2 separate regions of the Homo sapiens genome follow, and region 1 is linked to region 2. Evidence: read pairs that join two places in POLR2A ChIA-PET (ENCODE). Cell type or tissue: PC-9. All regions are shown on one strand. Links, peaks and the distances in the headings refer to the core of each region. The heading gives the core; the rest is flanking DNA.

Region 1 (11,666 bases), core at 2,162-10,161, 120 kb after region 2:
AAAAGGCCAGGCACTGTGGCTCACACCTGTAATCCTAGCACTTTGGGAGGCCAAGGCGGGTGGATCACCTGAGATCAGGAGTTCGAGACCAGCCTGACCAACATGATAAAACCCCATCTCTACTAAAAATACAAAAATTAGCCGGCTCTGGTGGCGCACACCTGTAATCCCAGCTACTCAGGAGGCTGAGGCAGGAGAATCACTTGAACCCGGAAGGCAGAGGTGGCAGTGAGCTGAGATTGCGCCACTGCATTCCAGCCTGGGTGACAGAGTGAGACTCCATCTCAAAAAATATATATATATATATAAAATATATAATATATATAATATATAAATATAAATACATATATAATATATATGTTTTCTTTGTGTATAATATATATTTTATAATATTTTATATATTTTTATTTTTTATTTTTATATATTTTATATATAATATTTTTATATTTATATTATTTATATATTTTTTATTTTATATATATATATATATTTTTTTTTTCTTTGTTGAGACGGAGTCTCACTCTGTGCCCAGGCTGGAGTGCAGTTGCGAGATCTCAGCTCACTGCAACCTCTGCCTCCGGGTTAAAGCGATTCTCCTGCCTCAGCCTCCCGAGTAGCTGGGATTACAGGCATGCACCGCCACAGCCGGCTAATTTATTTATTTTTTTTTTGTATTTTTAGTAGAGATGGGATTTCACCATGTTGGCCAGCGTGAACTCGAACTTCTGACTTCAAAAGATCCACCCCCCTCAGCCTCCCAAAGTGCTGGGATTACAGGTGTGAGCCACCACACTCGGCCTCAATAATTTTAAAAATTAATTAAAGAAAAATAGAGACAGGGTTTCGCCATGTTGCCCTGGCTGGTCTCAAATTCCCGGGCTCAAGCAATCTGCCCACTTTTGTCTCCCAAAGTGCTGGGATTACAGGCGAAGCCACCACACCTGGCCATTTTTGATAATTATTAGTTATGATACTACTAATAATAGGTAAGATTTATTGAGCACTTACTAAGTGCCAGGGAATTAGGAAGTACTGAGCAATTTGTCCCTTCCAGAGGTAGACCCCCTGCCAAACCCAGTGTGTTCCTAAAGTTGCTTGTGCAGACTGAATGTGTGTCAATCAAATGCATGTTTCAAGATATCGAGTGCTTTGCCATTTAGAGGGACACTTAGGTAAAGGCTTTTGAAAGCACAAGATCCCTGTCCGTGTGAGCAGTGGCACTGATTTTACACCTTGGGTTTTGTTTTTGTGTATGTGGTTCTCTCAAGGGCAGGCTGGCCTGGAAGTCCCTGTCTCTGGTTCTATGCTGGGGAAATGGATGCAGAGTGGGCTGCTCCATAGAAAATGCTAGAACATCAATCTCGTTTGTTTTGGGCACCATAAAAAACATGCATCTCCTGGCCAGGCACGGTGGCTCACACTTGTAAACCTAGTACTTTGGGAGGCCAAGGCAGGTGGATCACTTGAGGCCAGGAGTTCGAGACCAGCCTGGCCAACATGGTGAAACCCTGTCTCTACTAAAAATACAAAAATTAGCTGGGCGTGGTGGCGCATGCCTGTAATCCATCTACTGGGGAGGCTGAGGCAGAAGAATCGCTTGAACCCGGGAGGCAGAGGTTGCAGTGAGCCAGGATCAAGCCACTGCTCTCCAGCCTGGGTGGCAGAGCAAGACTCCGTCTAAAAAAAAATTAAAAATGCATCTCCTAACTGTCCTCCTCCTTTGCGAACCCAGATTGGGCAGTACACAGTCCCCGGGGGTCACTGCACACTCCTGCATGCTCAAAGGAAACAGTGGCTCCTGCACGCTCAAAGGAAGCAGTCTCAGAACCTTCCTGCCCAGCTGGGAAGCTCCCTGGGATCATTGCCATCTGTCTCCCTTCCTCTGAGGCTAACCCCAGGCTGCATCCACCTAGCCAGGCAGGCCTGGGGTAGTTTTCCTGACTGTGCAGGCTGAATGCGTGCAGTTTTCCAGGCCGTGCCAGCCACTAGCCAGACCACATGGCAATGGGGTCCTGAAATCACCCCTTGCTCCATGATCTGGGAGGAGTCTTGGACTTCTCCTTGTCTTCTCTTTTTGAGCCTGGGCTGAGTGTCAGCAGCTGTATGCACAGAACTTTCCTTACAGGGATGCCCCGTAGAGCCGCTGGGCTGTGTGCTGCACCACTGGGGCACATTCCCATAGCCTACCAACAGAATGGCCCCCGGGGGTTGTGTACTGCCCAATCTGCACAACTCACTTCCAAGTCTAGACTGGACCTGAGAGGGGTGGGGAACGCGGCAGGCCTGAAGCTCTCTTCCTCATTTTTTTTTTTTTTTTTTTTTTATGACAGTCTTGCTCTTGTTGCCCAGGCTGGAATGCAATGGCACAGTTTCGGCACACTGCTTCCTCTGCTTCCCGGGTTCAAGCTATTCTCCTGCCTCAGCCTCCTGAGTAGCTGGGGTTACAGGCGCCCACCACCATCCCCGGCTAATTTTTGTATTTTTAGTAGAGACAGGGTTTCACCATGTTGGCCAGGCTGGTCTCCAACTCCTGACCTCAGGTGATCCACCCGCCTTGACCACCCAAAGTGCCGGGATTACAGGTGTGAACCACCAGGCCTGGCCTCTTCCTCTTTATTTCATTGTAGAGTGATTGACTCGTTGAGATAACAAATTGTGATTAAGGCCCTACGCAGGCAGCACAAGCACATACAGACCCTCCCTTGTGGAGGGACAGCCTGAGAGGCAGCCAGGAACACACTGCAGCAAAGCCCTCCTAACCTTCAGGGATCACCTAACCTTCAGTGATCTGCCCACCTCAGCCTCCCAAAGTGCTGGGATTACAAGCATGAGCCACTGCGCCCGGCCCTGGTTTTCTTTTTCTTGCTCAAAGGTGGGGAAGGGTTGAAGGGACAAGAAGGAGGTATTGTAATCCCAGCACTTTGGGAGGCAGAGGCGAGAGGATCACTTGAGCCCAGGCATTCAAGACCAGCCTGGGCAACAAAGCAAGAACTTATTTCTACAAAAAATTTAAAAATAAGGAGGTATCGAGACCCTCCAGGATTGGGTGAAGCAGAGGCGGTCAGCATGTGCCCTCCTTGCCAAGCTGTGCAGCTGCAGGGATGCCATCACCTAACTGGTCCCTCTTTCCCCATTTGCACAAAAGCTGTGTGGGCTGCAGAGGTCCAGGTAGACCCGTAAAGAGGGTCACTTGGGGGCAATGGAGAGCTTTTTGGGAATTCAATTTGAGTTTTCTAGACCCGTCCTCCTCCTTGGCAGCTAAGGAGCAGTGTGGGAAGTCAGGCCTGAGCCTCAGGTGTTCCCTCTCTGCCTTCCTGTGGGTGGAGAGCCAGGTATTACCAGGTACGAAAAGGGGCTTTGTGGGTACAAGGCCAGTGGTGAGTACATTTGACCTGGTCTTGACCAAGCCAGTTCCCTGCTCTCAAGACTTCCTCCTCCTATGGAGGAGGGGTTGGGAACCACATCCAGCTCTGACCCTAGTGGCAGCCGACCAAGTGGTCACTTGGGGTGGAGGAGGGGCAGGAAGGAACTCAGTAAATCCTGGTTTGCTGCATGTTTGCTCTGAGACTAATTGCTGGGAAAACCCCATGACGTTGAAGCCATCTCCTTCTCTGTTAACACAGAGAAAAACAGAAGCCAAAATAAAGCCCCATCCGGAAACATCCCTGACAGCAGAGACAAAGAGCCTGCCAGCCTGGTTTACTCATTAGCAAGCAGCTGCTGCCGTGGAGTGGGTGGGGAGGAGAGGTAGTGATGAGCTGCAACTCTGCCTGCCCACCCATCACTTAACTGGGCAGATTTGGGGGCAGCTGCAACTCTAGAAGCTCCACCAAGAAGCAGAAACCCCCAGGCCCAAACACCAAGCCCTCTCCCTCCATTTATTCCTCACCTGCCCCAGCCCCCACTGTGGGCCTGGGTCGGAGGGTGAGCTGGCCGTGACCACCCCACCATGCGCCTGGTATATGGTGTTTGATAGCATTTGTTGCAGTGTCTGCGTTGTTTGTGCACCTGTCTGCCTCGCAGCCTGGAGCTCCTGAAAGCTGGGACCAGGCCCGATCACCTTTCCTCTTCCACAGTGCGGGGTTCACACTAGGTGTCTAGGATTCTGCTGAGTGAGTGATTTGGCCAGGCCTGACATCAAGCAGAGGGTGTCTTGGGGATGTGGAGGATCCCCCAATAGGGTTGGGGATCCCTACAGCTTTCCTTGAGGCCCCCACATCTGGTGCCACAGAAAGAGAGTGAGGGGTGTGTGGGCATCTCTGCTGTCCCAGCAGTGTGGTGCCCTGGTAGCTCAGCCACTCTACTGAGTTCCAAATCCTGTTTGGTGCCCTGGGGAAGTCAGTGTAAGGCCCTAGTCACCCCAAATGCCCCAAGTTCAACTGTAGGGATCTGACCCACCCCCAGGCTTTCTCCTCACAAATGGTTCCTGACACAGGAGCCACCACCATTACTGTCACTTCAAACTTGGACAGGTGCCCCCAGGCAGCTGAGCAAGCCTAGGAATGGGACATGTCCAAGACCCCAGCTGTCACCCCATAGGAGGTCGGGGTCTGCCAGGGAGACGGACTTGGGAACAAGTCACATCGGTGTGTTGTGGACAAATGTCACCAACATGCTGTGGAGCTCAGGGGGCCCTGTAACTTCCCAGGGCACAGAGGGAGAGTGAGTGTGGGTGTGTTGGTACATGCGTGAAGCTCCACCAGGGTCGTGGGGAAATGGGGCAAGGAGAAAGGGCAGTGCTGGCTGTGGAGGAGTGTGTGTGGGGCCAGGAAGTGAGAGTGGGGTGTCCCTGGAGCATGGTGAGACAAGGGCATCTCAGTGCAGGTAGAGTCCAGGGTCACACCCCAGCCATTCACTCCGAGGAGGGAAATGCACTGACCATGGCACAGGAAGCCCCTTACCCTATCTGGGGCTTCCTTTCCCCATCTGTAAAAGGAGAACAGTGGCCCACACGACATCAGGCTCTTTTCTACAGTGAGGCTTCCTGGGCCTTTGTGCAGGTGACAGGAGCTGGGAAGTGGCCAGGTTCCATCCTGTTTCCTCAGGGTTGGTGGGTATGTATGTGTGTGCACACCCTGTGTGCATGAGTGTGTGCACACCCAGATTGCATGTTTGTACATACAGTGTGTATACAATGTGTGTAGACACATCCTACACACTGTATGAGGGTATACATAGCATGTATACACATTGTGTGCATGAGTGTGCGTGTGTATATGCTGTGTGTGTATTTTTGTATACACATCCTGTGCCCATACCCCAGTGTAAGGTAAACAGATGGCAGGAAGGGCGCCCTTGAGTCTCCTCCAGGTATACGCCACACCCTGGGTCAGTCATCATGCTGCCATATTGAGAGGGTCTAGCCCAGAGGATCTCAGCCCTGTCTGCATATTAGGGCCCCTGAGGAGATCCTAAAAAACCAGCACCAGGGACCCCCCCAGACCAATCCAACCAGAAGCTGCAGTGAGGCCCAGGAGCCAGCAGTGAAAACAGCCAGCCCAGCTGTCTATCCCTGTAAGAGTTCTCAGTCCCAGCTATTCCTAGGGTCACTGACAACCCCCAGGCTCTAACCCAGACCTCAGGATCTCGTTCTGGATCCCGGGGTCTGGGCTCTCAGGTGATTGGGAGGCCATAGCCCAACCCTGCGTTGAGGGACCTGGCAGAATGTCTGGACAAGGGTCACGGTGGCAGGGGAAGAGGAGTGGGGCCAGCAAGCTGGAGGCTGCAGGCCCTTGCTGGGGGCCTCTCCATCCGTGGCCCCTCAGGTCCAGGGTTCCTCTGGTGCATGTGGCCCTGCTCCACAATGGCCTGCTGACCTCCTATTCCCAGACTGGGAGTGACGCTCGTTAGACCAAGACCTTCTTCTTCTTCTTTTTTTTTTTTTTGAGGTGGTGTGTCACTGTGTTGCCCAGGCTGGAGTGCAGTGGCGCAATCTTGGCTCACTGCAACCTCTGCATCCTGGGTTCAAGCGATTCTCGTCCCTTAGCTCTCGAGTAACTGGGATCACAGGCACGCACCACCATGCCCGGCTAATTTTTTGAATTTTTAGTAGAGACGGGGTTTCGCCATGTTGGCCAGAATGGTCTCAACCTCCTGACCTCAAGTGATCTGCCCCCCTCACCCTCCCAAAGTGCTGGGATTACAGGTATGAGCCACCTTGCCCAGCCAGGATCTTCTAACATCAGAAATGACAAGGTCTCTGGGTGCTTCTGGACCTGGTTCTGGTGGGGTGCAGTGGTGGGGTACAGCCTTGCCTGCAGAGCCTCAGACCTTTTCCTATGACTGCAGTGGACTGACCTCGTTCCCAGAGGCAGCTACTAACTTATGCCTGGTCCTTTTTCCAGATCTAGGAAAGAAGGACACAGAGACAGTGTACAGTGAAGTCCGGAAAGCTGTCCCTGGTGAGTGAGGGTCTCCAGTGCCCCAGCCTGGGGGATGCCCCCTAGAATCACTGATGGGGCCTTGGGAGTGGGCAGAGAAAAGAAGAAGCAAAGAAGGCCAAAAAAGGGGTGCCACCTCTTACACCAGCGCTGTGGGCTTCCTCTCTCCCACCACCCTTAAAAAGTCACCTCGGGTCACATTTACTATTCATGTAGTCAACGAGCGCTTCTTGAATGCTTACTGACCCCAGCCGGTGACCCTTACCTGCTCCCCACACAGGCCCTGGTGGCTGGGGTTCCCCAAGGTCTTGGACGTCGAGTGTTTTGCTTTGGAGACCCCCAGTAGCTTCAGCCTTTCTTCTTGTTTTCTTTTTTCTCTTTTTTTTTTTTGGATATGGAGTCTCGCTCTGTCACTCAGGCTGGAGTGCAGTGGTGCAATCTCGACTCACTGCAACCTCCACTTCCCGGATTTAAGTGATTCTCCTGCCTCAGCCTCCCAAGTAGATGGGATTACAGGCGCCCGCCACCACACTCAGCTAATTTTTTTTTTTTTTTTTTGAGACAGAGTTTCGCTCTTGATGCCCAGGCTGGGGTGCAATGGAGCGATCTCGGCTCACTGCAACCTCCGCCTCCCGGTTCAAGCGATTCTCCTGCCTCAGCCTCCTGAGTAGCTGGAATTACAGGCATGTGCCACCACACCCAGCTAATTTTGTATTTTTAGTAGAGACGGGGTTTCTCCCTGTTGGTCAAGCTGGTCGCAAACTCCCAACCTCAGGTAATCCGCGCGCCTCGGCCTCCCAAAGTGCTGGGATTACAAGTGTGAGCCACCGCGCCCAGCAGCTTCAGCTTTTCTGACAGTAGACTGACTTTGGGAGTGGGTGTGGGTTTGCGGATCTGCTCTATTTCCTTTGGTTCGGCTGGCCCCACTTCGCTTCCCGTGACGACCCACTGCTTACTCATGAAAGGGCTTCCCCCAGAGCTGAGCACAGAGCTTAAGCAGACCTGGAACTGGGGGAGCTCAACAAGTCCTTTTTTTCGGTGGGGGGGTATAATAACTGTATTCAATTCTGGTGAAATGAAATACACAATGACAACTTTTAAATTCTGAAGGTAAGTCAGCAATCCGAAAGACGTAAACATTGTGGGGGAAATAGTGACTGTGTGAGTATCTCGCTTTGTACAGCAGACCTCTATTTAAGTGGGTTCTTGGAAAGGGAATCATTAAAATGGTCCAGGACATTTCTGCAAAGGGTGGCTACTCAGGCTAGGCGTGGTGGCTCATTAAGCACTCAGTAAGTGCTTTATTTATTTATTCAAAATAAATAAATAAATATAAAAGGATGACTCCTCCGAGTACAGTCGGCAAACCAGCAGCAGCAATCTCGGGCCCAGCCCAGACCCACAAAACTAGTCTCTGGAATCTGAACTTAGCCAGCTTCAGATGTTTCTGATGCTGCCAATATTTGAGAAGCACTGTTTGTGTTTTGTTTTGTTTTTTTGTTTGAAACAGAGTCTCACTCTGTCACCCAGACTGGAGTACAGCAGTGCCATCTCAGCTGACTGCAACTCCGTGCAACACCCCCCGGCCCCTAAGGCTTAAGCAATCCTCCCAAGTAGCTAGAACCACAGACACACACCACCATGCCCAGCTAAGTTTTTGTATTTTTGGTAGAGATGAGGTTTTACCATGTTGCCCAGACTGGTCTTGAATTCCTGAGCTCAAGCAATCCACCCCCTTCGGCCTCCCAAAGTGCTGGGATTACAAGCGTGAGCCACTGTGCCAGGCAAAAAGCACTGTTTTAGAAGAACCATCCAATTCTCTGAGGACCCTGCTTTTTATCTGAAATAGCGATCACTTCTTAATTCACTTTTAAAAGTTGGTATATCTACAAGAAGAATAGAAACTCAACCCTTGTGGAACTTGACCCTGAATAATTTTTGAAAAACCAATTCTCTGGGGAATTTTTAGCTCAAATACCTCATTTCACAATCTCCATATATTCAGAGCTAACAAAATGCAAATCTGACAATAAACAGCCGTTCTCTATTTGTCTAGTGTAAGGGAAAGTTATAAGTGAGGTAGGGTTCAAGGTTGCTCCCATTGTGCAGTTGTACAAAAATGCCCCTTCTACTTTCTTGGTGGTCCCTGAGAGTGTTCGCTTTCTTGGACACTGCTGAAGAGTTCACTTTCAGTTGCTTTCGTTAAGCAAAATCTCCTATTTGAGCACTTATTGTATGTGCTAAGTGGTCTAAGTACATCGTGTCTTTCAATGGGATTTGTCCATGGGATTCACCACAAATCCCATTTTACAGTTGAGGATACTAAGGCATAGAGAGGTTAAGACGCTTGCCCAAGATCACGCAGCAAGCCAGCCCCTGAGAATCGTTCCTCCCCGGAGTGGACTCCACGCTCTTGATCACTGAGGTGTACTGTCTTCGGTTTGGGAAAGTCGGGTGGTAGAAGGTGGAAGCTGCAGGGATCCTCGCTGCAGGAGGCCAGCTCCTTACCACCTCTGCCTCGAGGCCTCCAGCGAAGTCTGTGATCATCTGAGGCTACTGGTTGGAGGCCCTTTTATAGGTGGTGAGGGGCACCTTAGTGTGGATTCTAGGGAAAAACTTAACTTTTTTTCCTTTACTCTCCTAAGTGCTCTGACTGGGGCCCTGCGAATTGGACAAGCAGATTAACAAGAGGAAAACAGAGTTTATTAACATACATAACGCAAATCACACAGGAGAAACATCAATGATGAGTAACTCAAAGGGGTGGTTAGCACTTGGGGTCTATAAAGCATCTTAGGCTGATCGCAGTGGCTCACGCCTGTAATCCCAGCACTTTGGGAGGCCGAGGCGGGTGGATCACCTGAGGTCAGGAGTTGGAGACCAGCCTGGCCAATATGGTGAAACCCCGTCTCTACTAAAAATACAAAAAATTATCTAGGCATGGTGGCATGTACCTGTAACCCCAGCTCCTCGGGAGGTTGAGGCAGGAGAATTGCTTGAACCCGGGAGGCAGAGGTTGCAGTGAGCCGAGATCACGCTATTGCACTCCAGCCTGGGCAACAAGAATGAAACTCCATCTCAAAAAAATAAAAATAAATATAAATATATAAAGCTTCTTAACAAAGAGCAATAAATTTGTAGACAAATGACAAGACAAAGGAAAGATGGTTTTTGGCTTCCCAGAGTGGCAAACTGAGAAAGTCAATCAAGTGGCCACAAATATTTTATGGGGGCATTTACAGCAGGTGTGTTTTCTTAGGAGTTTCTGCTTTTAGGGCTGGGCATGGTGGTTCATGCCTGTAATCTCAGCACTTTGGAAGGCTGAGGTGAGAGAATCGCTTGAGCCCAGGAATTTGAGACCAGCTTGGGCAACACAGTGAGGCCCCATCTCTAAAAAAAAAAAAAAAAAAAAAAATTTTAAAAAATTTAAAAAACCAATATAAAAACAAAAATTAGCTGGGCATAGTGGTGCATGCCTGTAGTCCCAGCTGCTCAGGAGACTGAGACAGGAGGATCGCTTGAGCCTGGGAGGTGGAGGCTGCAGTGAACTGTGATTGTGCCACTGCCCTCCAGCCTGGGTGACAGAATGAGACTGTGGGTTCCAAAAAACTTAATTTTCTTCCTTTACTCTCTTAGGTTTTCTGACTGGGGCCCTGCAAATTACACAAGACAGATTAACAAGAGAAAAACAGAGACCCTCTTTGTTTTTCTCTTGTTAATCTGCCTCAAAAAAAAAAAAAAAGGAAGAAGTAGTTTCTGCTTTTAGTCAGATAAACAAGCTCTGGGAAGACTTCCTTCTACATCTGAACCAGCTCAAAACAATCCTTATGCCAAAGGGGCATATTTTGTGGTGGCATATTCTGATTTCCTTCATCTGCTTTAGGGCAGCTGGCTGTTCAAGTGGGTTCTCTCGGGGTCTCCAGGTTGGTTCTAGATTACTCAGTCCGGGCTGTTGGAACCTGACCCCTCAGGCAGAAACTATAGGCATCGTAGAACCCACTCTTGTAGGATTTGAGGCGGTGTAGAGCACAGGCTTTCCTGGGAGACATCCCAGTCCCCGTTCTGAGGCAGCCCCCAATCAGCTGAGTTACTGTGACCAAGATGTCTTACCCCTCAGAGACTCAGTTTCTTCAACTGTTAAATGCAAATGGGGTTAAATGAGATAGAATCATGGGAGATGGTGCTGGTTATCCCCACAGTCACTGTATTATCCCTGCCACAGAGTGAGCACTTAATCAATTTCAGTTTAAAAACACAGGAGGAACTTGAGCCCTATAGAGTTCAGTGTCTTGCCCAGGGTACTACTAGAGCAGTCCCCTGACTCCGAGACCAGGACCCTCCCACAGCACCACCTGGGCCACCTGGAGTCAATCAGGGCTCTGTCGCTCTACAACCTTGTCTCTAAACTGGCAGACCATTAGGGAACCTGCCAGGTCTCTAACCTGCCCAGGGGTGAAGGTAGAGAGAGCCCTGGTTCTTGCACAGGCTGTAGCCCTCGGGGCCTGCAGCTGCCTGCAGCTGTGCCTCCAACCCACCTGGAAGCCTCTGGTCCTGGAAGCCAAGGGGTTTCCTGTTTGTCAGTGCTTCCTTGAGGAGAGGAGCCTGCAGGACATGGCTGATTTCTTTTCTTTCTCTCTTTCTCTCTCTCTCTTTCTTTCTCTCTCGCTCTCTCTTTTTCTTTTTCTTCCTTTCTTTCCTTTTTCCTTTCTTTCCTTTTCTCTTTCCTCCTTCTTTCTATCTTTCTCTCTCTCTCTCTCTCCTTCCTTCCTTCTTTCTTTTCTTTTCTTTCTTTTTTGTAAGACAGAGTCTCACTGTGTCACCCAGGCTGGAGTGCAGTGGCACGATCACAGTGAACAGCAGCCTCCACCTCCTGGGCTCAAGCGATCCTCCCGCCTCAGCCTCTGGAGAAGCTGGGATTACAGGCACGCACCACCATGCCCAGCTAATTCGCCATGTTGCCCAGGCTATTGCCCAATTCCTGGGCTCAAGTGATCTGCCCGCCTTGGCCTCCCAAAGTGCTGGGATTCAGGCGTGCGCCACCTGAATGCTCAGCTTTTCTTTCTTTTCCTCTTACTGGTTGCTAAAGAGCAGGCATCCCATTTGAGGAATTTCTCTCCTAAATTCTCTGGGACTTCCTTAATAGAAAACATCTTCCAAGTAATCTCTTTTCCTTCACTCCCTACATAAAATCAGAGAGATTCCCTCCTCTCTGCCTGGGGGGAGTTAGATGATTCTCCAAAGAGCCAGATCCTTCAGCCAGCAGTAACCCACCCGCTTAGGCTTCTC
Region 2 (11,666 bases), core at 1,440-9,439:
ACTTGCTCCAATGGCCCAAACTGTTGTCTAACAAAGGAAAACTATAGACTCAACAGGGAGTCTAGACACCGCTCCTCCAAGCCAGGGGCTGTTCTGATTTATTTTCCTGGCCTTCAGAGGAACATGCTTTGCCTATCAGATTATGCCTGAACTAGCCAGACTTATTTTCTTTCCTTCGCTGAAGAGAATAGTCTGTGGAAGCTTTGTAATATCTTCAAGAGAGTGTAAATGGCCTATTGAATTCTTTTTTTTTAAGATGGAGTCTCGCTCTGTCGCCTGGGCTGGAGTGCAGTGGCACTATCGTGATCTCGGCTCACCGCAACCTCCGCATCCTGGTTTCAAGCGATTTTCCTGCCTCAGCCTCCCGAGTAGCTGGGATTACAGTTGTGCACCACCATGCCCAGCTAATTTTTGTATTTTTTTGAGACGGAGTCTTGCTCTGTTGCCCAGGCTGGAGTGCCATGGTGCAATCTCCGCTCACCGCAACCTCCGCATCCTGGTTTCAAGCGATTCTCCTGCCTCAGCCTCCTGAATAGCTGGGATTACAGGCATGTGCCACAATGCCTGGCTAATTTTTTGTATTTTTAGTAGAGGCGGGGCTTCACCATGTTAGCCAGGCTGGTCTCAAACTCCAGACTTCAGGTGATCAAAGTGCTGGGACTACAGGCATGAGCCACTGTGCCCGGCCAGCCTCACTGAATTCTATTGTAGCTCCAGCCAGTAATCAAAAATATTAATGCCACTTTTGCAAGAACCTGGACTTTTTATAAGAAGGAGAAACATGTTTTTAAGACATATGAGATGTGGGCCAGGGTGCAGTGGCTCACGCCTGTAATCCCAGTGCTTTGGGAAGCTGAGGTGGGAGGATCACTTGAAGCCAGGAATTCAAGACCACCCTGGGGAACATAGTGAGACCTTGTCTCTAAAAAGAATTTTGTAATTAAAAAAAAAACAAAAAACTGTAATCCCAGCACTTTGGGAGGCTGAGGCAGGAGGATGGTTTGAGTCCAGGAGTTCAAGACTAGCCTGGGAAACATGGTGAAACCTACAAAAAAAAAAAAAATTAGCCAGGCATGGTGGTGCGCGCCTGTGGTCCCAACTACTCAGGTAGCTGAGGCAGGAGGAGGCCTGGGAGGTCAAGGCTGCAGTGAGCCATGATTGCACCACCGCACTCCAGCCTTGGGTGATGGAAGTGAGATCCTGTCTCAAAAAAAAAAAAAAAAAAAAAAATGTCAGGCGCGGTGGCTCACCAGCCCCAGCACTTTGGGAGGCCGCGGTGGGCGGATCACGAGGTCAGAAGTTCAAGACCAGCCTGGCCAACATAGTGAAACCCCATCTCTACTAAAAATACAAAAATTAGCCTAGCGTGGTGGTGGGCGCCTGTAATCCCAGCTACTCAGGATGCTGAGGCAGGAGAAACGCTTGAACCTGGGAGGCAGAGGTTGCAGTGAGCGGAGATTGTGCCACTGCACTCCAGCCTGGGCAACAGAGCGAGACTCTGCCTCAAAAAAAAAAAAAAAAAAAAAAAATTAGCCAGGAGTTGTGGTGCATACCTGTATTCCCAGCTACTAGGGAGGCTAAGGTGGGAGGTTACAGTGAGCTATGGTGGCACCACTGCACTCCAGCCTGGGCAACACAGTGAAGCCCCATCTCTAAAAAAAAGAAATGAAATAAAATAAAATCTTAAAGATGCATCAGATGTATAACTTGTGACCTCTGTGTTCAAGTTTTATGTCAACTGAGTCCCTGACTTCTCTGAGTTGTGACTCTCTGGAGATGGTTCTCAATTGGTTCTCTTGCCAGTTCTGACAATATCTCCATGGCCCATTCCACAACTCAGAACACTGAGGCTCAGAAGCAACAGCCTGAGGGGCTTGTCCAACAGCCCTCAGCTTGCTGATGGGGGCCAGTGCTGAGACCCAAACTGTCTTTTGTGTAAATCTTCATATCCTTCTGCACTCGTGTACCAAATGAAAAAACCACTTTGAAGGCTTAACCAGTGGTGGCCATAAGACGTGAGGAATGAAAAGCAGTAACTGGGCTGAGTGCAGTGGCTCATGCCTGTAATCCCAGCACTTTGGGAGGCTGAGGTGGGAGGATCGCCTGAGTCCAGGAGTTCAAGACCAGCCTAGGCAACACAGTGAGACCCCGTCTCTAAAAAACATTTTTTTAAAAAAGCTGTAACTGAGGCTTCTAATAACATTGACAAGTTTTCTGCTGGATGTAGCACTTAAGGTGGGGAAGAGAGAAATGATGCTTTTTTGTTTCTGTTTTTGTTTTTTTGAGTCTGGTGTGTTTAATAAAGTTTTTTAAAAAATCTTATAGTAGAATAGATTATACTTCTACATTGAAAATCTAGAAAGCATAGAAATGTAGAAATAAAAAATATGTATATATTAGGTTGGTGCAAAAGTAACTGTGGGCCGGGCGTAATGGCTCACATCTGTAATCCCAGCACTTTGGGAGGCTGAGGCGAGCAGATCACCTGAGGTCAGGAGTTCAAGACCAACCTGACCAACATGGTGAAACCCTGTCTTTACTAAAAATACATGGTGGTGGGTGCCTGTAATCCCAGCTACTCAGGAGGCTGAGGCAGGAGAATCGCTTGAACCAGGGAGACAGAGGCTGCTGTGAGCCGAGATTGCACCACTGCACTCCAGCCTGGGCAACAGAGCGAGACTCCATTTCAAAAAAAAAAAAAAAGTAATTGTGGGTTTTGCCATAAAAGTATGGCAAAAATTGCAATTACTTATGCACCAACCTAATATTTTCAATACTTCCAGCCCCAAACAATTGTAAACCTTTTGAAGGTGTCTTTTGTGCTAATGGGATGACGCTTGTTTGTCCTCATGCACTGAACCTCCCCTACGTATGTGGCAGATCTAGAGTCACTCAAGGCAAAGCTCTCGCTTGAGGCACTTGCAGTCAGGAGCAGCCGCACCACTTGCAGCGCCCAGTGCGAAATGAACACTGTTCACAGGCCTTAAACTTGTGTTTAATTAAGAACACAAGTTCTTGGCCCGGCACAGTGGCTCACGCCTATAATCCCAACACTGTGGGAGGCCGAGGTGGGAGGATTGTTTGAGCCCAAGTGTTCGAGACCAGCCTGGGCAACATAGTGAGGCCCCGTCTCCATTTAATATAGAATAAAAAAAGAAGAGAGAGAGAGAGAAAAAAAGGAACACAAGTTCTTAAAGTCAGGACCGAGTACATCTTTCACAAGCAGTCATACGAGGAAAAGGGCCTCTTGTTTAAAAACATTAATAATTTCACACCCACGTTCCTAGCATTATTAAACAATAGACAAAAGGTGGAAGCAACCCGGGTACCCATGGGGGATAAATGGATAAACAAAGTGTGGCGTATTTATGTACAATGGGACATTCTTCAGTCTTATCAAGGAAGGAAATTCTGACACATATGACAACATGGATGAACCTTGAGGACATTAATCGAAGTGAAATAAGCCAGTTATGAAAGGATAAATGCTTCCACTTCCATGAGGTGCCTAGAGGAGTCAAACTAATGGAGATAGAAAGCAGAATGGTGGTTGGCAGAGCCCGGGGGAAGAGGGGATGGGGAGCTAGTGTGTAATGGGGACAGAGTTTCAGTTTGGGAAGATGAAAAAGTTCTGGACATGGATGGTGGAGAAGGGTGCATGACAATGGGAACGTGCTTAATGCCACCGAACTATGCATTTAAGCAGGTTAAAGTGGCCCATTTAGTGTTATGTATATTTTACCACCATTAACAATTTTTAAAAGAGCGTACAAAAAATTATGAAGAATTTCAAGATGCAGCCGGGAGCAGTGGCTCACACCTGTAATCCCAGCACTTTGGGAAACTGAGGCAGGTGGATCACCTGAGGCTGGGAGTTCGGGACCAGCCTGGCCAACATGGTGAAACCCTGTCTCTACTAAAAATACAAAAAATTAGCTGGGTATGGTGGCGGAAACCTGTAATCCCAGCTTCTTGGGAGGCTGAGGCAGGAGAATTGCTTGAACCCAGGAGGCGGAAGCTGCAGTGAGCCGAGATCGTACCACTGCACTCCAGCCTGGGGAACAAGAGCAAAACTCTGTCTCAAAAATAAATAAATAAATAAATAAACAAATACCAAATGTGGAGTTCTTCTTGGCACAGGGCCCTGTGTGACAGCACAGGCTGTACGTCTGTGAAGCCAGCTCTGCTTGCCCTCAAACAGAAAAGGCTTTCCCTGGAGAAAGAATTACCCTCTGCATGAACCGTTCAGGAAGTCTATTCCATTCCCGCCCCCCTTTCTCATGTTTTCCTCCTATTTTCATTTTCTCCCTATTCTATTTCCAATCCCCTTTTCTCTTTCTCCTCACCCTCTGTCCTGCTGTCTGTATCCCAAGCCCACGGGAAAACGGGTGGTAAAGCGACTAAAAGAACTTACTTGTTTTGTATTTGGGCAGTACCCAAAAAGCCAGAATTAGGATTATCACCACCAGCAACAGTAATAACCCTGGAAGTAGTAGCTTCAGACAGAAAGGACAGCTGTCTCCGCCTGGAAGAAGACCGCATCCATTGGTGACCATAGCATTTTCTTTTCCAATGACATTAAGCCAGTAAGTGTTTTAGAAAAGGTGATGTCTCCCAAGTTAACCAATGTACTATGCACCCAGGTTCCCAAATGGTCATGACATCTAAAACTCACGGGACTTATTAGTCAATAAAGTTCTTGACTGGGCGTGGTGGCTCACACCTGTAATCCCAGCACTTTCGGAGATCAAGGTGGGAGGATTGCCTGAGGCCAGGAGTTTGAGACCGGCCTGGGCAACATAGTGAGGCCCTGTTTCTACAAAATAAATAAATAAATAAAAATTAGCCAGGTGTGATGGCATGTGCCTATGATCCCAGCTACTCAGGAGGCTGAGGCAGGGTGATCGCTTGAGCCCGGGAGGTGGAGACTGCAGTGAGCTATGATTGTGCCACTGCACTCCAGCCTGAGGGACAGAACCAGACCCTGTCTCTATAAATAAGTTAATAAATAAACAAAAATAGGTTGAGCTCAGTGGCTTACACCTGTAATCCTAGCACTCTGGGAGGCCAAGGCAGGTAGATCACCTGAGGTCAGGAGTTTGAGACCAGCCTGGCCAACATGGTGAAACCCTGTCTCTACCCAAAATATAAAAATTAGCTGGGCCTGGTGGCGCGTGCCTGTATTTCCAGCTACTTGGGAGGCTGAGGCATGAGAATCGCTTGAACCCAGGAGGCGGAGGTTGCAATGAGCCGAGATCGTGCCATTGCACTCCAGACTGGGTGAGTGAGACTCCATCTCAAATAAATAAATAAATAAATAAATAAATAAATAAATAAATAAATAAATAAATAAAATAAAATAAAATAAAAATAATAAAGTTTAAAAAGTCATGACCAAGCACATCTTCCACAGGGGCCACCCAAAGAAGAGAAAAGCAGCACAGAATTTAACAGGACGAATACCAGCAACATTTCTGGGGTCATGAGCACCAGAAAAGCCTGGGTGTTTACTGGGCAAGGCCCTGAGCCCTGGCAGCATGTTTCGTGTCATCCAAACAACTGCCAGTTGTTGAGTTTTAGCTGCAGGCCAGACACTGTGTTAGGCACTTCACCTGTGTTGCCTTATTTATCCCATTGGCATCACTCCCATTTTATAGATGAGGTGAGTAAGGCTCAGGGAGGTGAAATGACTTTCCTAAGGTCACACAGCCAGTGAATGGAAGGGCTGTGACTCATAGCCAAGTGCCTGACTCCAGCAGGCTGCCTCACTTGTTAGACCACACTCACTGAATACCAGGGCGTGGGCTCTGTTCTGAGGACCTGGCTGGGTGAAGTGGTCAATGTCCAAGTGTGCCTTGTGCCTTTGCTAACCTAGTTTTTCTTTTCTTTCTTTTTCTTTTTCTTTTTTCTTTGAGACAGGGTCTCGCTCTGTTACGCAGGCTGGAATGCAGGGCACGATGATCACAGCTCACTGCAGCCTCGACCTCTCAGGCTCAAGCAATCCTCCTACCTCATCCTCTGAGTAGCTGAGACCACAGGCATGCACCACCACACCCGGCTAATTTTTTTATTTTCTGTAGAGACAGGGGTTTTGCCATGTTACCCAGGCTGGTCTCAAACTCCTGGGCTCAAGTGATCTGCCAGCCACAACCTTCCAAAATGCTGGAATTACAGGTGTGAGCCACTGCACACGACCTAGTTTTCCTTCTATCCTCCTACCTTGACAAATGCACCTTCAGAAGGACCTGGAAGGTCAGGTTTGAATCTGGAATTCTCAGACTTTCCAGAGTTTGGCATCAGGACGTGGCAGCATGGACAGAACCCACTGAAGTCCCGGGCTGCCCCGCTCCCGACCTGGGCTCTGACCTGCACCCTAAGGGGCCTTGCATGCACGTGGACGCCCCAGCCCACATGTGCAAACACCATCCACACCCCCCATAAACAGCTCCCTTGGCTCAGGTTCAGGGATGCTCATACCCTTACTGTGGGCCACCCTCGGGAGGATGAGCTGGGGGAGAGACTGGTACAGGCCCTGGAAATGGCTTCTGATCTGATTGGGCAGGGGATTTTGGTCCAGGTACCTAGAGTGTGGAGCAGAAAAGTGGGAGTATAGGGTTCAGGTGGCTGCATCCCCACGGCTCCCTGAACCCCTCAGCCTAGGGGAAGGTGCATAGCCTGGAGGTACCAGACCAGAGCCCACTAAACACAGGGCTTGGCCAGAGGCCTCTCTTGCCCTGAGCCAAGGGTGGTGCAGGAGTCTGGACCCATCATCATTAGCAGTGGAGCAATAAACAGCCAAGCAGGAGGGCATGGTATTAGAAATCAGTACAAGATGGCCAGGCACAGTGGCTCACAGCTGTTATCCCAGCATTTTGGGAGGCCGAGGTGGGCAGATCGCTTGGGGCCAGGAGTTCGAGACCAGTCTGGCCAACATGGTGAAAACCCGTCTCTACTGAAAATACAAAAATTAGCCAAGCGTGGTGGCGGGTGCCTGTAGTCCCAGCTACTCAGGAGGCTGAGGCACAAGAATCTCTAGAACCTGGGAGGCAAAGGTTGCAATGAGCTGAGATCACACCACTGCACTCCAGCCTGGGCAACAGAGTGACACTCTGAAAAAAAGAAAAGAAAAGAAAGAAGGAAGGAAGGAAGGAAAGAAGGAAGGAAGGAAGGAGGGAAGGAAGGAAGGAAGGGAAAGAAAGGCAGGCATACAAGAAGGAAGGAAGGAAGGAAGGAAAAGAAAGAAAGGCAGACATACAAATGATGAAAAAACAAAGAAAACTAAAAGACCTGGCAGTTCTAAGACAGATGCAAATTGGAAAGGCAGGGCAGAAAGTTTTGCCACAAGTCCCCCTCCTGCTCCAGTTTCTAGGCCTTTCTGTGGTTCCTTTATGGCAGAAAGCAACCCCATGAGAGTTTGCATGGACTCTACCAAAGAGACCCTTCAAGTGATCTGCCAGCCACAACCTTCCAAAGTGCTGGGATTACAGGTGTGAGCCACTGCACACGACCTAGTTTTCCTTCTATCCTTCTACCTTGACAAATGCACCTTCAGAAGGACCTGGAAGGTCAGGTGGCCATGGTGGGAAATGGGTGGGCAGAGGAGCAGCTGCAGTTTCTGGAAGTGAGTTCAGACCTGGCTGAAAGAACTCAGGTTGCTCTTACCTGTTGAGGGCATGGTGACAGGGTGACTGTATGTTGCATAGTTAGGCAATCTGTTTTTAGCTTCACACCTATACTCTTCCTCTTCTCCAGGATTCTTCTTGGTTAAGTTAAATTCAGCAGGCTCCCTGTCATACTTGGAAATAGCTGGTGATATGGCAACATGGTTTTCAAAGAAAGTGTAATTGATGGGCAGCGAGCCATTGACTGAGAGGCAATGTAATGTTATATGTCGGTCTGTTTCTGTTTGAATGACCATAATGTTCAGCACTGGGGAAGTCACCGGGTCTGGAAGAATGAAAGTGAACATGAAAAGGATAAACAGACTGGGTGTGCTCACTCAGACCACAAATATGAGTGGAACCCTTACTCCACTCCAGGCTGTGGAACCAAGATGAACGACCCCCTTCCTGAGAAGTCAAGAAGCTCACGGCCCACTGGGAAAGGCCAATGGGCATGTGGCCAACCCCGTGCAGTGTGTTGTTAGCCGAGGTTCTCAGCTGAGTGCTGAGAAAGCCAGAGAGTGGAGGGCATCTCTCTGCTTTGAGGAATTGGGGTGCAAGCTTGCCCTTCCTAGAATTCACAATCTATTTATTGTTAATAATGAATATAATTTTGTCAATGATCCAGTTCTAAGTATGAAGCTGAGAAGTGCTTTTTTATGTTTATTTTTTATAGACATAGGGCCTTACCATGTTGGCCAGGTTGGTCTTGAACTCCTGGCCTCAAGTGATCCTCCCACCTTGAATTCCCAAAGTGCTGTGGTTACAGGCAGGAGCCACCACACCCGGCCCAAGAAGTGCTTTTATTCTCAATCCTTGTAAATTTACAGTGGGTTTTTTTAATCCAAAAATATCATTTTCTTTTCAATGTATTTATTTATTCAGAGACAGGGTTTTGCTCTTTCAACCATGCTGGAGTGAAGTGGCACAATTATAGCTCACTGTAACCTCAAACTCCCAGGCTCAAGTGATCCTCCTGCCTCAGCCTCTGTAGCTGGGACTACAGGTGCACACTGCTGGCTAATTTTTAAATGTTTTGTAGAGACAGAGTCTCACTATGTTGCCCGGGCTGGTCTCAAACTCTTGGCTTCAAGTGATTTTCCCACCTCAGCCTCCCAAAGTGCCGGGATTTCAGGTGTGAGCCACCATGCCCAGCCCCAAAAATATCGTTTTCTCCAACTGTACTTTTATTTATAGAACTCAGCTGCACAATTATCTTTCACTTCCTCCAAAGAGCAGGAAGTAACCCTGCTAACTAGATTCAAGAGAAATTCTCAACAGGAAATGGGTCTGCTACACTCTGTTAGATCATAGCCTATTCTATGACCTAACAGAAAAACCCAGCTATACATTTTATTATATATATATATAATGCATTAATAAGACAGTATTATAGGAAAGGAAGAAAAGCTGTTAAGTATCTATCATGTGCCAGGCGTGCCAGTCACATGATCTCATTTGACCTTCACGACAGTCTTGTAGTGTGGATAGTATCATGCCCATTCCACAGATGAACCAACTGTGCTTCAGAGAGATTGAGAAATTTGCCCAAGGTCACACAGCTAGTAAATGGCCGAGTTGGGACTGACTTCAAGAGTCCACACTTAAAAACAATTTTTTTTTTATTTACTTTCTTTTCTGTTTTGAGACGGAGTCTCACTCTGTCACCCAACCTGGAGTGCAGTGCCACGATCTCAGCTCATTGCAACCTCTACCTCCCAGGTTCAAGCAATTCTCCTGCCTCAGCCTCCCAAGTAGCTGGGGATTACAGGTGCCCACCACCATGCCTAGCTAATTTTTGTATTTTTAGTACAGACAGGGTTTCACCATGTTGGCCAGACTGGTCTTGAACTACTGACCTCAAGTGATCTGCCCCCACTCAACCTCCCAAAGTGCTGGGATTACAGGCGTGAGCCACTGCAGCCGGCCCTGTGTTCTCTTTAAACATTTGATGAGTGAGCACTTTGGGAGGCCGAGGTGGGCAGATCACGAGGTCAGGAGATTGAGACCATCCTGGCTAACATGGTGAAACCCCGTCTCTACTAAAAATACAAAAAAAAAAAAATTAGCCAGGCGTGGTGGCAGGCGCCTGTAGTCCCACCTACTCGGGAGGCTGAGGCAGGAGAATTGTGTGAACCCGGGAGGCAGAGCTTGCAGTGAGCCGAGATGGTGCCACTGCACTCCAGCCTGAGTGACAGAGCAAGATCCATCTCAAAAAAAAAATTTTTTTTTGATGAGTGAATCAGTGATTAATGAATTTGTGTTTATGGCTCATAGTTTCAACCCTTACTGGGTTGGAGACAACACTATGTTTTAGGCCTCATTAAAAACCCAGTAGTACAATTGCTTGCATGGAGTAGGTACTCCGTAGTGCCTATTGATCTGGCCTAACTGAAGATGATACAGTTTTATAATCTACCAAGATAGTTTTATTACCAGACTGTGTAATTACCCTAACAAATTGCAGGAAGGTCGTGCACAAAAAACATATGAACTGATGGGCTTATTGCTGAGTGCAGCAGGAGTCTGACCACTAGAGAATACCATCAGCTGTGTTCCTGCCCTCACATATCCATCGTATTCCAGTACCATGTTTGCAGGGATTTTCCCCCTCCTTCTTCCTTTTCCTTTCACAAGGAATATACTCAGTTTATGTCCAAAGATCATTGGGATTTTTTTTTTCTTGAGACAGGGTCTCTCTCTGTCACCCAGGCTGCAGTGCAGTGGTGCAATCACAGCTCACTGCAGCCTTGAACTCCTGGGCTGAGGCAATCCTCCCAACTCAGCCTCCTGAGTAGTTGGCACTATAGGCACGCCACCACGCTCAGCTACATATATATATTTTTTAACTTTTTGTAGACACACAGTCTCCACATAGTTCCCAGGCTGGTCTCAAACTCCTGGGCTCAGGTGATCCTCCCGCCTCAGCCTCACAAAGTGCTGGGATTACACCTGTGAGACAGCGCACCTGGCCAAGATAATTGGTTCTAACCTGGAGTCCGTAGCATTCTCTAAAACCTTATGCAGAAATTTGTATACGTAGTTTTATGAGCATTTCTCTGGAGAAGATATTCATTGCTATCATTGGATTATTAAGACAGTTATAACCTAAAAAGCTAAGAATCACTGAGCTACAGCAATGTCACCCAGTAGAACTTTCTGTGATGATGGGAATGGTCTACATCTGTGTTGTCCAATGTGGCAGCCACCAGCTACAGGTGTGGCTATCAAAGCCTTGAAATGTAACTGAGACTGTGGAGGGAAATTTTTTATTTCATCTAATTTTAATTGACTTGATTTTAATTATGGCACGTGCTTGTAATCCAAGCTATTCAGGATGCTGAGGTGGGAGGATCTCTTAAGAACAGGAGTTTGAGGCTGCAATGGGCTTTGATTGCCTGTGAGTAGCCTCTGCACTCCAGCCTGGGTGACATAGGCTATTAAATAAATAAACGTTGGCCAGGAGCAGTGGCACACGCCTGTAATCCCAGCACTTTGGGAGGCTGAGGTGGGTGGATCACCTGAGGTCAGGAGTTAAGACCAGCCTGGTCAACATGGTGAAACCCCATCTCTATTAAAAATACAAAAATTAGCTGGGCATGGTGGTGCATGCCTGTAATCCTAGCTACTCGGGAGGCTGAGGTGGGAGAATTGCTTGAACTCGAAAGGCGGAGGTTGAAGTGAGCTGAGATCGCACCACTGCACTCCAGCCTGGGTGACAGGGCGAGACTCCATCTCAAAAAAAGAAAAAAAGAAATAAAATAAAACAAAATAAACAAATAAGTTTAAACAGTACCGTACTGGATAGCATAGACATAGAGGACCACTCAAGAGTTATCAGGAAGTCAGGGTCCCTACGCTTTGAAGACTCCAGGTATAACATACATGTGTTACCTAGAAGCCTTCTCTCCTCCCACAGGAGTCCATTATCAAGGTCACCTTCACGGATGAGGCCCTTAATGCTAGGCAGTAACAGGCTTGGGGTAGGAAAATGGGACAGAAAAA

What was found. ChIA-PET counts read pairs that join two places held together with the same protein. Peaks named below come from ENCODE experiments on the same cell type or tissue, not always from the same donor. Only the 100,000 strongest peaks of a DNase experiment are listed, where the experiment ranks them.
Region 1: POLR2A ChIA-PET joins it to region 2 with 12 read pairs; 5 of 35 experiments call an interaction of 5 or more read pairs at or near these places.

The regions. Positions count from the first base shown.
Region 1 is chr17:64,336,369-64,348,034 of GRCh38, reverse strand. PECAM1 (platelet and endothelial cell adhesion molecule 1) reads left to right here. Exons shown (of 16, transcript NM_000442.5): 14 at 6,345-6,401. Among named protein-coding and RNA genes, the nearest start is that of PECAM1, 49 kb to the left of the region's middle. In PC-9, for the core only: no CTCF peak of the experiment used is centred there; a DNase peak (open chromatin) is centred at 3,494; H3K27ac peaks cover 2,668 bases.
Region 2 is chr17:64,453,681-64,465,346 of GRCh38, reverse strand. It overlaps MILR1 (mast cell immunoglobulin like receptor 1), which reads right to left. Exons shown (of 10, transcript NM_001085423.2): 4 at 7,663-7,947; 5 at 4,415-4,525. Among named protein-coding and RNA genes, the nearest start is that of MILR1, 10 kb to the right of the region's middle. RefSeq lists an enhancer at 7,942-8,001. In PC-9, for the core only: no CTCF peak of the experiment used is centred there; a DNase peak (open chromatin) is centred at 5,756; H3K27ac peaks cover 1,205 bases.